Linked DNA regions of Homo sapiens: region 2 is linked to region 1. The links are chromatin contacts, found by Hi-C or POLR2A ChIA-PET in ENCODE. All regions are on one chromosome and are shown on one strand. Each heading gives the region's core, a stretch centred on a gene start or an enhancer-like site at or near the end of the contact. The rest is flanking DNA. Distances are from core to core; before and after follow the strand shown.

The links. A loop is a pair of places that touch in the nucleus more often than their neighbours do. ChIA-PET counts read pairs that join two places held with the same protein, here RNA polymerase II (POLR2A). Pooled maps may share reads with other maps.
Region 2: a map with no recorded cell type shows a loop between it and region 1 (4-fold over the local background). The contact joins two enhancer-like sites. A Hi-C loop is called at or near these places in 2 of 168 maps with a recorded cell type or tissue (gastrocnemius medialis and naive thymus-derived CD4-positive, alpha-beta T cell), 7 of 37 single-sample maps with no recorded cell type and 8 of 50 pooled maps. POLR2A ChIA-PET finds 5 or more read pairs at or near these places in 4 of 52 experiments (GM12878, H1, activated T-cell and 1 more).

The regions. Positions count from the first base shown.
Region 1 is chr4:123,597,116-123,604,441 of GRCh38, reverse strand. No RefSeq gene overlaps it. Among named protein-coding and RNA genes, the nearest start is that of LINC01091, 49 kb to the left of the region's middle. RefSeq lists enhancers at 3,501-4,146, 4,114-4,408. Within about 2 kb of position 4,286, at least 23 of the 41 ENCODE cell types and tissues checked have a DNase peak (open chromatin) inside an H3K27ac peak, as active enhancers do.
Region 2 is chr4:123,408,438-123,415,763 of GRCh38, reverse strand. No RefSeq gene overlaps it. Among named protein-coding and RNA genes, the nearest start is that of SPRY1, 15 kb to the right of the region's middle. Within about 2 kb of position 2,928, at least 2 of the 41 ENCODE cell types and tissues checked have a DNase peak (open chromatin) inside an H3K27ac peak, as active enhancers do.

The DNA.
Region 1 (7,326 bases), core at 3,037-5,536:
TCCATCCAGATTCCCTCAGAGGATTCACTGTCTATGGCAACTATTGCCTTACAAAATGTATTTCTTAAATCATAAAACATGAAAGTCTAAATTACTTCTTGATACCTGGGCAGCAGAATGGGTGTTCTATCAGCAGGCATGAAAACAAAATTAATGTCCTTGTACATCTCTATCAGTGCTTTTGGGTGGTCAGGTCCATTGTTAATGAACAGTAATATTTTGAAAAGAATCTTTTTTTCTGAGCAGTAGATCATCAGTATACATAAAATATTTAGTAAACCATGCTGTAAGTAGATGTGCTGTCATCCAGGCTTTGTTGCCCCACTTATAGAGCACAGGCAGAGTAGATTTAACATAATTCTTAGGGGCCCTAGGATTTTCAGATGGTAAATGAGCATTGGCTTCAACTTAAAGTCACCAGCTGCATTAGCCCCTAACGAGAGAGTCAGCCTGTCCTTTGAAGCTTTGAAGCCAGACATTGACTTTTCCTCTATAGCTGTGTTAGCAGCTGCAAATCCATTTGGGTCTGCAGCAACCTCAACTCTCACATCCTCAGAAGACTTCGACCAAAAGTCAAAACACAGAGTAAGAGACTAAGTCGAGTTTTAGAGCAGGAGTGAAAGTTTGTTTAAAAGTTTTAGGGACCAGACGCGGTGGCTCACACCTGTAATCCCAGCACTTTGGGAGGCCAAGGCAGGCAGATCACTTGAGCTCAGGAGTTCGAGACCAGCATGGCCAACATGGCGAAACACTGTCTCTAGTAAAAATACAAAAATTAGCTGGGCATGTGGTGTACACTTGTACTCCCAGCACTCAGGAGACTGAGGCAGGAGAATCGCTTGAACCCAGGAGCCTGAGGTTGCAGTGAGCCAAGATTGTGCCAATGCACTCCAGCCTGGGAGACAGAGTGCGACTCCATCTCAAAAATAAATAAATAAATAAAAATAAAAGGAAAGAAAATAAAAGTTTCAGGGCAGGAATGAAAGGAAGTACGCTTGGAAGAGGGCCAAGTGGGCAACTTAAGAAAATCAAGTACGTGGTTTGACCTTTGATTTGGGGAGTCATATGTTGGCATGCTTCCAAGGCTGCATTACATCTCCCATTTCTTCCCTTGGGCAGGCTGTCCGTATGCACAGTGGCTGCCAGCACTTGTGAGGGACTGCATGCACGGTGTGTTTACTGGAGTTGTATGTATGTGTGCTCACTTGAGGCGTTCTCTTACCAGTCGAATGTTCCTAGAAGGTCAAATACCAGTTAAACTCCAATATTTTGCCTCTTAGTGCATATGCTTGAGCCCACTCACCCAGCCCCTAGATTTTATCAGGAAGCTGCTGATCACCAGTTTCAGATATTTCTATCTATTGGGAGACTGCCTTTCCCTGGCGCTGGCTGCAATCAATTATTATTTTAGAGAGACTGTTAACAACCACCTGACCATCACCTGATGGTAGCCTGACATTCCTGTTGGGAAGGAGGCCCTCTCCTGACCTGCTCATGTCTGCCTGACTACCTACTGTAACACTGTGAAAGTCCTAGGTGGCATCTTCTTCCAACTGAAGGCTGTTTTGTCTATAGTGAAAGCCTATTGTTTAGTGTGGTCACTTTTATCAATTAGCTAGTCCTTCTGGATGACTTCTACATCAGCACTTACTGCTTCACTTTGCACTTTTATGTTAGGGAGAGGGCTTCTTCCCTAAAACCTCAGGAACCAACCTCTGCTAGCTTCCAATTTTTCTTCTACAGCTTCCTCACCTCTCTCAGACCTTCATAAAATGGAAGCGAGTTAGAATCTTGCTCTGGGGCTTTGGCTTGTGGGAATGCTGTGGCTGGTTTGATCTTTTATCCAGACCACTTAAACTTTCTCCATATCAACATAAGGCTGTTGCACTTTCTTTTCCTTTCTTTTCTTTTTAAATAGAGACAGGGTCTCACTATGTTGCCCAGGCTGGTCTCAAACTCCCAGGCTCAAGTGATCCTCCTGCCTTGGCCTCCCAAAGTGCTGGGATTAGAAGAGTGAGCCACCATGCCCGGCCTCTGTTGTGCTATCTTATCATTAATGTGTTCATTGGAATAGTACTTTTAATTTCTTCAAGAACTTTTCCTTTGCACTCACAACTTGGCTGTTTGGCACAAGAGGCCTACCTTTTGGCCTATCTTGACTTTAACATGCCTTCCTCACTAAGCTTATTCATTTCTAAATTTGATTCAAAGTGAGAGACTTGCAACTCTTCCTTTCACTTGAACACTTAGAAGCCATTGAAGGGTTATTCGTTGGCCCCATTTCAATATCGTGTGTCTGACGGAATAGGGAGGCCCCAGAGAGACGAGAAAACCATTGGTATGTGGAGCAGTCAGAACACACCATCTTGTATGGGGGCAGTTCATGGTGCCCCCACCAAAATTACAATAGTGACATCAAAGATCATGATTACAGATCACTATAACAGATATAATAATAATTGCAGCAAACCACCATGGCACATGTATACCTATGTAACAAATCTGCACGTTCAGCACATGTATCCCAGAATTTAAAGTAAAATTTAAAAATATATATAATAATAATGAAAAAGTTTGAAATATTGTGAAAATTACCACAGTGTGACACAGAGACACTAAGTGGGCACATGCTGTTGGGAAGAATAGGGCTGATAGACTTGCTCAATGCAAGGTTGCCACAAACCTTCAGTTTGCAGAAAACGCAGCACCTGTGAAGCACAATAAAACAAGGTGTGTCTCTAAAGCTCTAACACAGATCCTGGCTTGGGTAGATGGTTAGTGAATTATATCAGCTTGATTCATTCATTCTACAATTCTGACAGAGCACTACTATCTACCAGTCAGTATCAGCTTTTCTGAAAGATTAGGGAAAGATCATTAACTTTTAGTGAGTGTTTTTTTCTTTTTTCACATCATAATGGTCCTCAAGATTCAGAATCAGCCGCAGTTGAAATTTAACAAGGACAGTGAACCGACTTCTTCTCCAAAGAGGCAGTTGTATAAAGAGCAGCATTGATAAAAGTCCTGACCGTCTCATTCTCCACAAGGATTTCTACATAGGTCTAATTTTCATTTTCACAATAAGCCTCAGTATTCACCACATGCAAGTATTTAACTTCGAAACCTCAAAATAATCAATCTCTATCATATTATTGTTCTTAAGCAGCCAGAAATCTCTTCAGAGACTTTATTAGAAATGTTGGTAATCCTTCAAAATGCCAATTGGCGTCTTTTTCAAACTGTTCTGTAACATCATCTCTATCATCATCCTCCACAGATACCTCCAGAAGGATTCTAGTCAATAAGTTACTTAAAGTGTTCACCACACATGTGGGATTAGATACAGATGAGTGGTTGTAATATATTTCAGAGGTCACTGTAAATGCAGAAAGGAAATAGCTGCATATTCTATTTCCTCAAGACAAAATTTGTTTATAGGAATTATTGATTAAAAACATTAAAACAATTTCTGTGTTCACAGAGTACCTTCCTTTCAGTGATTGCAGTCACCAATAAAATTTGTGGTTAAAATATGTCTTAAAATATGTACCACATTTAGATTTGAAATAAGCAGAGAAGGAAATGTTGAATTGTTTTGAGAGGAGAGAAAAAGAAAAAAAAAACAGTAAAACGGAAGCATAGATGGATTTCTTACCTTAACTGCCAAAAATGAGACTGAGTCTCAAAATCTTTTTCTTTCTATAATTTACCAAAGTGAAGGGAGTCAGAGAAATTAGGACTCAATTATCCAGATTCCTAAACAATGGGTCCTGCAGTCACCAGTTAATTGTTTAAGCCTCCACTTCCTTTTGTCTGTGTTTTCTGGGGTGGGAGGGAGGAAAAGAGAAAGGAAACACATAGAAAACAGATGTGGAAAGAAATATTTATCAACAAAAAGTCTTGGTAAACCACGATTTTTATATCGCCCTTGCACTATATTTTCCAAGTTTCCTAGTTTTCTCAAACCCCAAAGAATTTGTAGCTAGAGAGGAAAACCAAAGCTTTTTATATGTTTTCCACAGGATTAGGAAGGCATATTTGGAGAATTCTGATGCTTTTCCCTTAACCTAATATTAATACATGTTTTTGACTCAAGGAATTTCTGTCAGAGAATGGGAGAAATAAAAGGTTCATTTAGCTGGTTTGTTCTGTCCTTGGACTTCCAGGCAGAATAAACAGCACCTTGTGACAAAGGCGGGCCACACGCTGGCTGAGCTCCAGGCAGACACTGGGGGATGCAGTCTGTTTATCAGACAGCACATTGTCTTAACCAGGATGTGGTTGGCTTTTGTAACAAGAAGTATGCAAATAAGTTTCCCAGAGACCCAACACCCTGTTCCCCACCACACTTGTTCCTTCAGTAGACACATGCTAATGGTGGCTGCCCTGAGAACAGAAGAGAGAGCCACAGAAAGAGGAGAGGAAGAGGAAGTGTCCTGAATTAGCCAGATTAGCCAATGGATCTTTTCAAGAAATACACCACAAAGAATACAACTCCAAGCCACCCTGATTCCCAAAAAAAAAGCATTCTAAAATAATATTGAATATTTTTTAATGTTCAAAAATGTTAAAACTTCTGAATCTGGGTTCATTTATTCTCAGTACAGAGGAAGGCAATGAGGCTTTGAAATGCTGCATGTTCTCTCCAGAAAAATTGCATCACCAGACTCTTCATCAAACCTCTGCCAAAAACGTCTTTCTCAACTTCAGTTGCCTCATATATAAAAAGGTGCTAATAATAGTACCTATGATGTATGGTTGCTGGAAGGATTAAATGAGGTAATTAATAGAAAACAATTTAGCACAATGCCCAGCACACATCTGGGCTCTGAAAATGTTAGCAGGTTGTATATTATGCTTTATTGAGCTGTGTATCATAAAAACACAAAGAATGAAAGAAAAGTACCAGAGGGAAAGAACTTGAAGTGGTAAACATAATTACTGAGAAGGAAGAACAGTATCCCACTTGCTACTAGAAAGAGTTTAATGAATTACTAGTTTCTATAGACTTTGGAGTCAGACAGGCCTGGTTTTACATAACCTTGGGAAAATTTCCTAATCCTATCTGTGTCTAGGTTTCTTTATCTGTAACATGAGTTTAACACCCACCAAGCAGGGTTTTAGGAGTAAATGAGACAATACATGAAAAGGTTCACCTTCTTTCAGTCTCCTCACATCACCTTTACATGAAAGTGACTAACACAGCACCAGGCAAACATAGTCACTGAATAGTGGTTATTATGTGTTTGCTTTATTTACACAATCGTACGGTTGGGTTTAAATTCCAGCTCTGCCACTTTATTGCTGTGTAATTTTAGGCCAGTTGCTTAACCTTTCTGGGCTTCAATTTCCTCCACAGTAAAATGGGGCTCCATAATAATACCTATCTCAACAGGTTTGCTGTGAGGATCAAGTGAGCTAATTCCTACAAGGCCCTCAGAACTAGCTCATGGCACTAAATAAAGACTGGCCACTATTGGTTGTAATCATAGTCTTACTACTTGATGCCAACAGTTAATTTCATTTTACTGCTACATTCTGTAAGGCATGGAATGGCTATTTGGCATAACTGTAATCAGACTGCCATTTCTGGCCATTAGAATTGCACTGGATATCTTTGCAAACGTTCATATAATCCAAAGCACTGACATTAATTATGTCTCATTATTTCAAAACGATTTATTCAAAGTAGGCAAAGAATGGTTTTCTCCTGATGGTTGGGTTCACCTTCTTTCAGTCTCCTCACATCACCTTTCATTCATGAAATAATCTCTCTCTTTGCCAGGGCAAATGAATGGGAAATCAATATCAAAATGATTTCAGAAAAAGAATTCAGTCTTACAGACTTCAGTTACTCAATATACTTTAAACTGGAAAATGTTTCATTTGCTACTTCCACATTTCTACAATTTCTACTCCTATATAAGCAAATGCAGATGACCCAGCAGTGGCCCTCCTCCGATGCCTGTAATATGTAACTTAGGTTTTGTTGTGATTTTCCTTTCACTTGCCTGTCTTCCCAACTGTTGAGTATTTGAAAGGAGTATTACTCCTCTCTTTCAGATCTGTAACTTCTGTAACTAACACATAGCACTGTGGTGTCTGAAGCCACTTCACCTGTGTTCAAATCCCAACTTTAACATTTAATAGCTTTGTGACTATGGCTAAGTCACTGAAATTCTCTATGCCTCAGTTCTTTATCTATAAAAATAAGGATGATAATAACAACCTCATGAGATTTCAGTGAAGATTAGAGATCCTAATACATGGAAAGGGCTTAGAACAGAGTCAGACTGAGGAATCATAGTTAATACTGTATTATTTTGCTGTTATTAATATTGGTGATAACTGGCTGGCATGTTCTTACTCTCATACAGCTTATGTATCACTGCTTGAGGCAAATTAATGAATATATCAATAAAATTAATCAGGTAATAATATGTGCTGTGATTGATATAGGAAAGGGTACTGTGATAAAGTGTGACTGAAAGACTACTTTAGATTGGATGGTCAGAGAAGGCCTCTCAAAGGATATGATGATTGAAGGTAAAACCAGGAAAAAGCCAGCCTTAAGAAGTCATGGAGAAAGAGCATTCCATAGACAGAGAAAACTACCCAAAAGCCTTAAGGCAGGAAGGAGCTTGTCTTGTTCCACAGCAGAAAGAATGTCAGTGTGGTTTGGCTGGAGTGTAGTCAGCAAGGCAGAGAAGGATAGGAAATGATGCCAGAGAGGTAGGCATTGGCTAGAAAATATAGACACCTAGAACCTGAGAGAGAATTTAAACGTATTTCAAGTATAAGGAGTTACCTTTGTTGAGTCTTGCAAATTTACATGATCTCATTTATATTTTCAAATAATCACTCTGGCTGCTATGTAGATCGGAATCAAGGAGATAAACTTGGAGGCTCTTGCAGTAATCCAACCAAAACAAAACAAACAAAAAGAGGAGGTAGCTTATATTAGGATGGGAGTGGTGGAGACAAAAAGTAGATGGAGTTGGGATAGGTTTTGAAGATAAAATCAACAGGATGTGCTGATGGATCAACAATATAGGTAATTGAGGTAAATATGCTTTCTAAAGGAAAAAGATGTTCAGATGATGCTGCACCTTTTTAATGCAGTCATGCGTCACGTAATGACAAGGATGCATTCTGAGAAATGCAGTGTTGGGCAGTTTTGTTGTTGTATAAACATCATGAAGTGTGCTTACCCAAACCTAGATGGTATAACCTACTACACACCTAAGCTGGTATCGCTTGTGTGTCCTGGGCTGCAAACCTGTAAGGAATGTCACTGTTCTGAAGACAGCAGGCAATTGTAACACA
Region 2 (7,326 bases), core at 1,679-4,178, 190 kb after region 1:
CCAAACTTTGGAAATCAAGCAATGCCAGGTTCCTCAAATTCAAGTTTTGCTATTTTATAAAGATCACCTTAAAAAATTTTTTTTCCCAAGTCTCTACATGTGCCTCGTATATACCACCTATAAAATAGAAAAAAATTTAAATTCCAATACTATTATTTACAAGTATTTCAAATTAAAAGAAAAAAAAAAATAGCCGGGCGCGGTGCTCACACCTGTAATCCCAGCACTTTGGGAGGCCGAAGTGGGCGGATCACGTGAGGTCAGGAGTTTGAGACCAGCCTGACCCACACGGAGAAACCCCATCTCTACTAAAAATACAAAATTAGCCAGGCTTGGTGGCGCATTCCTATAATCCCAGCTACTTGGGAAGGCTGAGGAAGGAGAATCGCTTCAACCCGGGAGGTGGAGGTTGCGGTGAGCCGAGATCGCGCCATTGCACTCCAGCCTGGGCAACAAGAGCAAAACTCTGTCTCAAAATAAAGAAAAAAAATGACCAATTCCAAACCCAAACTATTTTGCCCTTCTTCTGTGTTGCTTCTGTAAGAATTCAGGTTTTATTGGATCTGCCTATCTTTATGCTATATTCTCTTCAGGAATTGTAAATTAAACTCCCAAACTTCAAGTACAAACAAGGTCCACATAATGAAAACAGTACAGGCCTTTAAAAGTATTGTTCATGTCTTTTTCTCATTCAGTTGGTTCTATTTCCTACTAGATGCTTATCCTTGAGCATGTCATTTCACCTTTCTCGGGTTCAATTTACTTTATTTTATTATTATTATTTTGAGACGGAGTTTTGTTCTTGCTGCGCAAGCTGGAGTGCAATGGCGTGATCTCGACTCACTGCAACCTCCACCTCACAGGTTCAAGCGATTCTCCTGCCTCAGCCTCCCAAGTAGCTGGGATTACAGGTGTGAGCCACCACGCCTGGCTTTGTTGTTGTTGTTGTTGTTTTGAGACGGAGTCTCGCTCTGTGGCCCAGGCTGGAGTGCAGTGGCATGATCTCGGCTCACTGCAAGCTCCGCCTCCCGGCTTAACGTCATTCTCCTGCTTCAGCCTCCCGAGTAGCTGGGACTACAGGCGCCCGCCACTACACCCAGCTAATTTTTTATATTTTTAGTAGAGACGGGGTTTCACCGTGTTAGCCAGGCTGGTCTCGAACTCCTGACCTCAGGTGATCCGCCCGCCTCGGCCTCCCAAAGCGCTGGGATTACAGGGATTACATATTGCCCAATCACCTTCCTTCCTTTCTCTATCATCATCACCACCACCAGCAGGCAGAGAAAAATACAGGGAATAAGGAAAACCAAGACTCTTTATGTTGCAAACATTTTTTTTCTTTTCTTTTTTTTTTTTTTGAGGCAGAATCTCGCTCTGTCGCCCAGGCTGGAGTGCAGTGGCGAGATCTCGGCTCACTCCAAGCTCCGCCTCCTGGGTTCATGCCATTCGCCTGCCTCAGCTGGGACTACAGGCGCCCGCCACCACGCCTGGCTAATTTTTTAATTTTTAGTTGGGAGGGGGTTTCACTGTGTTAGCCAGGATGGTCTCGATTTCCTGACCTCGTGATCCGCCCACCTCGGCCTCCCAAAGTGCTGGGATTACAGGCGTGAGCTGCCGCGCCCGGCCTGCAAACATTGTTTTTCAGGATACTTCAATGATTCAAAATGTAATGACTGGATTAGGAGGGTGGAGTAGGGGAGTAGTGGAAGAAATGTTTTAGCAGTTAAAGAGAAAAAGGCTGAATTGGTGAATTTTATTTTTTTGAGATAGAGTCTCACTCTGTCTCACAGACTGGAGTGCAGTGGTGCCATCTCAGCTTACTGCAACCTCCACCTCCTGGGTTCAAGCGATCCTCCCACCTCAACCTCCTGAGTAGCTGGGATCCATGCCCAGCTAATTTTTGTATTTTTGGTAGAGACAGGGTTTCACCATGTTGGCCAGGCTGGTCCTGAACTCCTGACCTCAAATGATCTGCCCACCTCGGCCTCCCAAAGTGCTGGGATTACAGGTGTGAGCCACTGTGCCCCACCAAGCTTGGTGAATTTTAAAGTTCTGGAACTTGGGTGTTTCTGACAACAAAGTTCAGATACATAAGTCACTGAAAAGTGTATACAGTGAAGCTGTATACAGTGAACTCTGGGAGGCTGAGGTGAAAGAATGAAAAATTTAGTTTCTGTTTGATTTACAAAGCCTTTGCTTCTTTCCTGTCTTCTTGCTTCCTGCCTTCTGTCCACTTCATTACTCATTAACCATTCCAGGAGAGATGGGGGTTGGGGGGTTGGGGGCGGGGAGAGACTCTTAAATCTGCACAATTAGTAGAATGTTGAGTGGGGAAAATTTTGATCTCCTTCTATATTTCATTTACACAAATGTCTCTGCCTTCCATTACCAGAGATGAGTTAACCCGGTACCAAATGGCCAAGACTTCTCCTCCCCCACCTTCTACAACCAATCAGATCAAGCTCACAACCTCCTTTCAGCCTCTACTGTCCCTGTCACATTAATCACCTTGGCTCCTATATTATTTATCCAGCTGGTCTCCCTCTTGCCCCCCAGTCCATCAGCAGCATGCAGTGTTGCCTAAGTATCCTTCTGAAACTCTAATCTGTTCATGCCATTCTCCTTATTATCATCTGTCAATGACTATCACCCACAGGATAGAGCCTAAACTTTTAAACATGACATTTCCACTTTCCATGACTGGCTCCTCTTTTCCCCACAGGCATCTTACACTCCAAACATACTAAATTACTTGCAATGTTCTCATCATGCCATGATCATTCCCACTTAACATGCCTTTGGACTTTTCCAAAATGCTTTTCTCTCCCTTGTCTACTTGACTCATTACTACTCATCTTTCAAGGCTTTTTTTATGAAGGCTTCTCTGATTTACAAAGACAGATTTGGCTGCCTCCTCCCAGAGTGTTTCCATGGCCCCATTTACCGCCAGTGATAGCATCATTCACATTGCTAAAAAGTTACGAATTACTATTCAAAGATACAGTTGTTAAATTGATGAATGCATAGTTGACAAAGCCAAGTTCTTATTTTCTCTCAAAAATTGCCAATATTGTAGACATTAGAAATGGTATCAAAAGACCCTGCAAACATTAATCTCAGCATTTTTCCTTATTCTGAAGCTTTTAATAAATCTACAAAGTTGATCAACAACAAATATTTACTGAGCTCTTCCTCTGTTGTATAATCACGATTCCAGGTACTAGATAGCAAAATGTTAAAACCGATAAATGTTGGTTTCATCCTTTTTTGTCTTCCCTAATTGAATTGTTTCTGGTACTAAAGGGTAAAACCTAAAAAGGCAGACACAAAGGGGAAATTATAGGCAATTCAAAGAACAGGTTTACAAACCACAAAGTGACAAGTTAAAGTTTCACATGCTCTGTAAATAACTCTGACACCAACAGTTTTCTTTATAAAGATAGGCCTCTCTACATTTAGAGTAATAGACAGATTCTGGGTGGCCCAGAAGAATAAAATGTACTTCTGTGAGGGAATCAAATTTACTCACAGCTTCCACTGCAAATCTGCAACGTGCAAACTCTGTGAAGCAGGCAAGACTAAGATCTTGGACTGAATCTCTTTGCTTCCTCAAGTGCCTCTGAAGTGCACAAAAGCTGAAAGAAGGGAATGTGGAAAGCAGAAGGTCTTTTGGCTGTGTGTATTATTTTGACTGAATTGACAGGTCAATCTATTTCATGTAGATATTTTCTTTATTCAGTAACAGATTTTGTTAACAGATCGTTTGTGCTATAAATGGAGCACATCCGTTACAATAAATTCTACTCCACTAGTTCATTTCTTATTAAAATTATCCTTATTAAGAAATCCTACATTTTTATCAGCTCTTGTAATCCATTAGTTTAGAAATAAGTTAGAGCACCTAAAAATATTCCTCCCAAACATAAACAGCTTCTAGATATTTTTTTCTCCACCTATCATTCTAGCATTTTTTTTTTCTTTCTGAGACAGGGTCTTGCTCTGTCACTTGGGCTGGAGTGCAGTTGTGGGAACATGGCTCACCACAGCCTCAACCTCCTGGGCTCAAAGGGATCCTCCCACCTCAGCCTCCTGAGTAGCAGGGACTATAGGCACAAGCCCCCAGGCCTGGCTAATTTTTTGTAGATGTTTTGGCCAATGAACGTTTTTCACTATTTTTTTTTTTTTTTTTGGAAGACAGAGTCTCACTCTGTCGCCCACGGTGGAGTGCAGTAGCACGATCTCGGCTCACTGCAACCTCTGCCTCCCAGGTTCAAGCAATTCTCTGCCTCAGCCTCCCAAGTAGCTGGGATTACAGGCACCCACCATCATGCTCAGCTAATTTTTGTATTTTTAGTAGAGACGGGGGTTTCACCATGTTGGCCAGGCTGGTCTTGAACTCCTGACCTCGTGATCCACCCACCTCAGCCTCCCAAAGTGCTGGGATTACAGGCGTGAGCCACTGCACCTGGCTGTTTTTCACATTTTATGTAGACATTTATTTTCACATGTATCTTGACATTCCCTGCAGCTCATTGTGGGGGGCAATTAAGGCAGAGAATAAGTGTTACCTGCGGCCAATAAGAAATAATGAATTTCTGGCCAGGCGCGGTGGCTCACGCCTGTAATCCCAACACTTTGGGAGGCTGAAGCAGGTGGATCATCTGAGGTCAGGAGTTCAAGACCAGCCTGGCCAACATGGTGAAACTCTGTCTCTACCAGAAATACAAAAGTTACCCAGGCATGGTGGTGGGCACCTGTAATCCCAGCTACTCAGGAGGCTAAGGCAGGAGAATCTCTTGAACCCTGGAGGCTGCAGTGGGCTGAGATCGCACCACTGCACTCCAGCATGGGCAACGGAGCAAGGCTCCATTTCAAAAAAAAAAAAAAAGAAAGAAATGATGAATTTCTTTTAGGGGCCTTCCAATTTGCCCAGGCTGGTCTCAAACTCCTGAGCTCAAGAGATGTTCCCAAAGTGTTGGGATTACAGACCACCGCCCAGCCAACTTCCAATATTTTAATACCTAAATTAACAACTCTTCTAACACATTGGCCTCCATTTTCTCCTTATCTTCATCCTTAGTTCCATATATCTCTAACTCTTATCACCTGAGCTACCTGTTAGCACAGAGAAACTCCAGGTTTCCTCAGCATTTAAAAATGGCCTGCCTGGCCAGGTGTAGCGGTTTATGCCTGTAATCCCAGCACTTTGGGAAGCTGAGGCAGGAGGATTGGGACCAGCCTGGGCAACATCATGACGCCCTGTCTCTAAAAAAAAAAAAAAAAAAAGTTTTGTTTTTTTGTTTTTTTTAATTAGCTGGGTGTCGTGCTGCATGCCTGTTGTCCCAGCTACTCAGGAGGTTGAGGTGAGAGGGTCATTTGAGCCCAGGAGTTTGAGGTTGCAGTGAGCTATGACTGCACCACAGCACTCCAGCCCTGGCAAAACAGCGAGACCCTGTCCCAAAACAAAAAGGCCCACCTTCTAGGGTCTTGACTTGGAACTGCTCCTATGTCCTCAGCTGTCCTCAGTTTTCCTATTGCCTTGCTCTCAGTAAACCTGTATCTCACCCTCGTTGAGATACAGTTTTTTCTGGCTAGCCATTTTAGCAAACACTCAGGCTACTGCCCTAAAATCCCTGAGCTCTGTGAAATTCACCATTTCTTACTGGCCCCAGGTAATAGTTATTCTCTGCCTTAATTGCTCCCCACAACCAGCTGCAGACAATATCTAGATAAAATCTGAAAATTGGCTCCTAAAACATTCCCTGTCTCATGTGAGCTTGAGCTCTCACTATTCTTCACTTCACCTGCTTTGGTCTGTTGACTGAGCCATGAGCAGTCCCCATCTCTAGCCATTCTAGACCTCTGCCCTCAAGAACCAATTTGGGTCTGTCATGTGTCTTAACTATCAGTAGAAGACCATCCTTCTATTTACCAAAAACAGGCTGTGTTTTGACAATTTCCTCCTCTCTCTTAAAATTCTATTACATCTGTTTCTTCCCTCTTATTTTTTCCTTTACTCTGGGAGAAGAACTGTCTTGCCAAGGTTAAAGTTCCCCTTTGTGTTTTCTCTTCCATCTCCTCCTCCCTCTTCCAGGATTGTGACCCTCCCGCTCTTCCCTCTTCTCCCTTTCAACTGCCCATGCTGTCTTTCTGCAAAAAGGCTCAAGTTTCTGTTATTCTAAAAATACTCTCAGCTGTTTACCTGCCTCTAGTTACTTTCCCATCATCTCAAAATGTCTAGAGTGAACAGCCTGAAACTGTTACCCTGCATATCCTTACTTCCCACTCATTTCCTAATCCCATGCAATCTGGTTTTCATTACAACTTCACCTAAATACCACTCACTAAATTTAGTTGGGAGTTTCTGCAGCTTTTGACATTCGATTACTAATTTCCACCTTAGAAGTCTTCTCCTTTAGATTCTAAAACATACCAATCTCTTGGTGCCTATGCTTCTTCGACCATCTCTCTTACTGATTGGCTCTATATCCTCTCTCTGCTCCCTAAATGTAGGTATGTTCCTCAAGGTTTGTCTCTAGCCTGCTTTTAATTCCATTGTTTTCCTTTGGGATCTACACTGTGGACCTCCTATCACTTGTATGTGAATGATGGGCCGTCACTAACCTCTCTTAAACTCTAGACTTTTTTTCATAATTATCTGTTTATCCCAATAGAACTAATAACATTTCCTACCCCACATACCCCAAACAAATCCCACTCATTTAATGGAACTGTCATTTTCCCATTTGCCTAAATCCAAAAGCTCAGTATCAATTCTTTCCTCCAACTGAAATCCACATACAAATAACCGCAAAGTCCCATAGATTCCCCATGGACCATAGTTCTCTCATTCACACCCCGCCCCCTTTCCCTTCCTACTAACCTACAAGCTGTGTCAGGACCATAATACCTATGGCTTTCTTTTTCTAAATTGGCCTTCCTATCTTAATCTCTGCTATTTTAATCTCCCACAATTCCCCTATACATACCTATGATCTAACTCAGAGGGTTTCGACTAGCTGTAGAATCATCTGGGGTGCTTTTAAAACAAAGGAAAGCCAAGGCCCACTCTCAGAGATTCTGATTTAACTAGCTTAAGGCGGGGTCTAGGCACAGACTTTTGTTCATTGCTGAGGGTGGTGTCTTTTGCTCTCAGCTGCTTTTAATGTGCGGCTAAGGCTGAGAACCACTGCTAGCCAAACTGGAACTGAGTTTTCTCAGACTTGCATCTTGTTTGCTTTGTCTGGCTCCCTCCTCATGGCACTTATTTCTCTGCAATGGACTATCATTAATCCATTGTGCTTTAACAAATGTGTTCAATTTTAT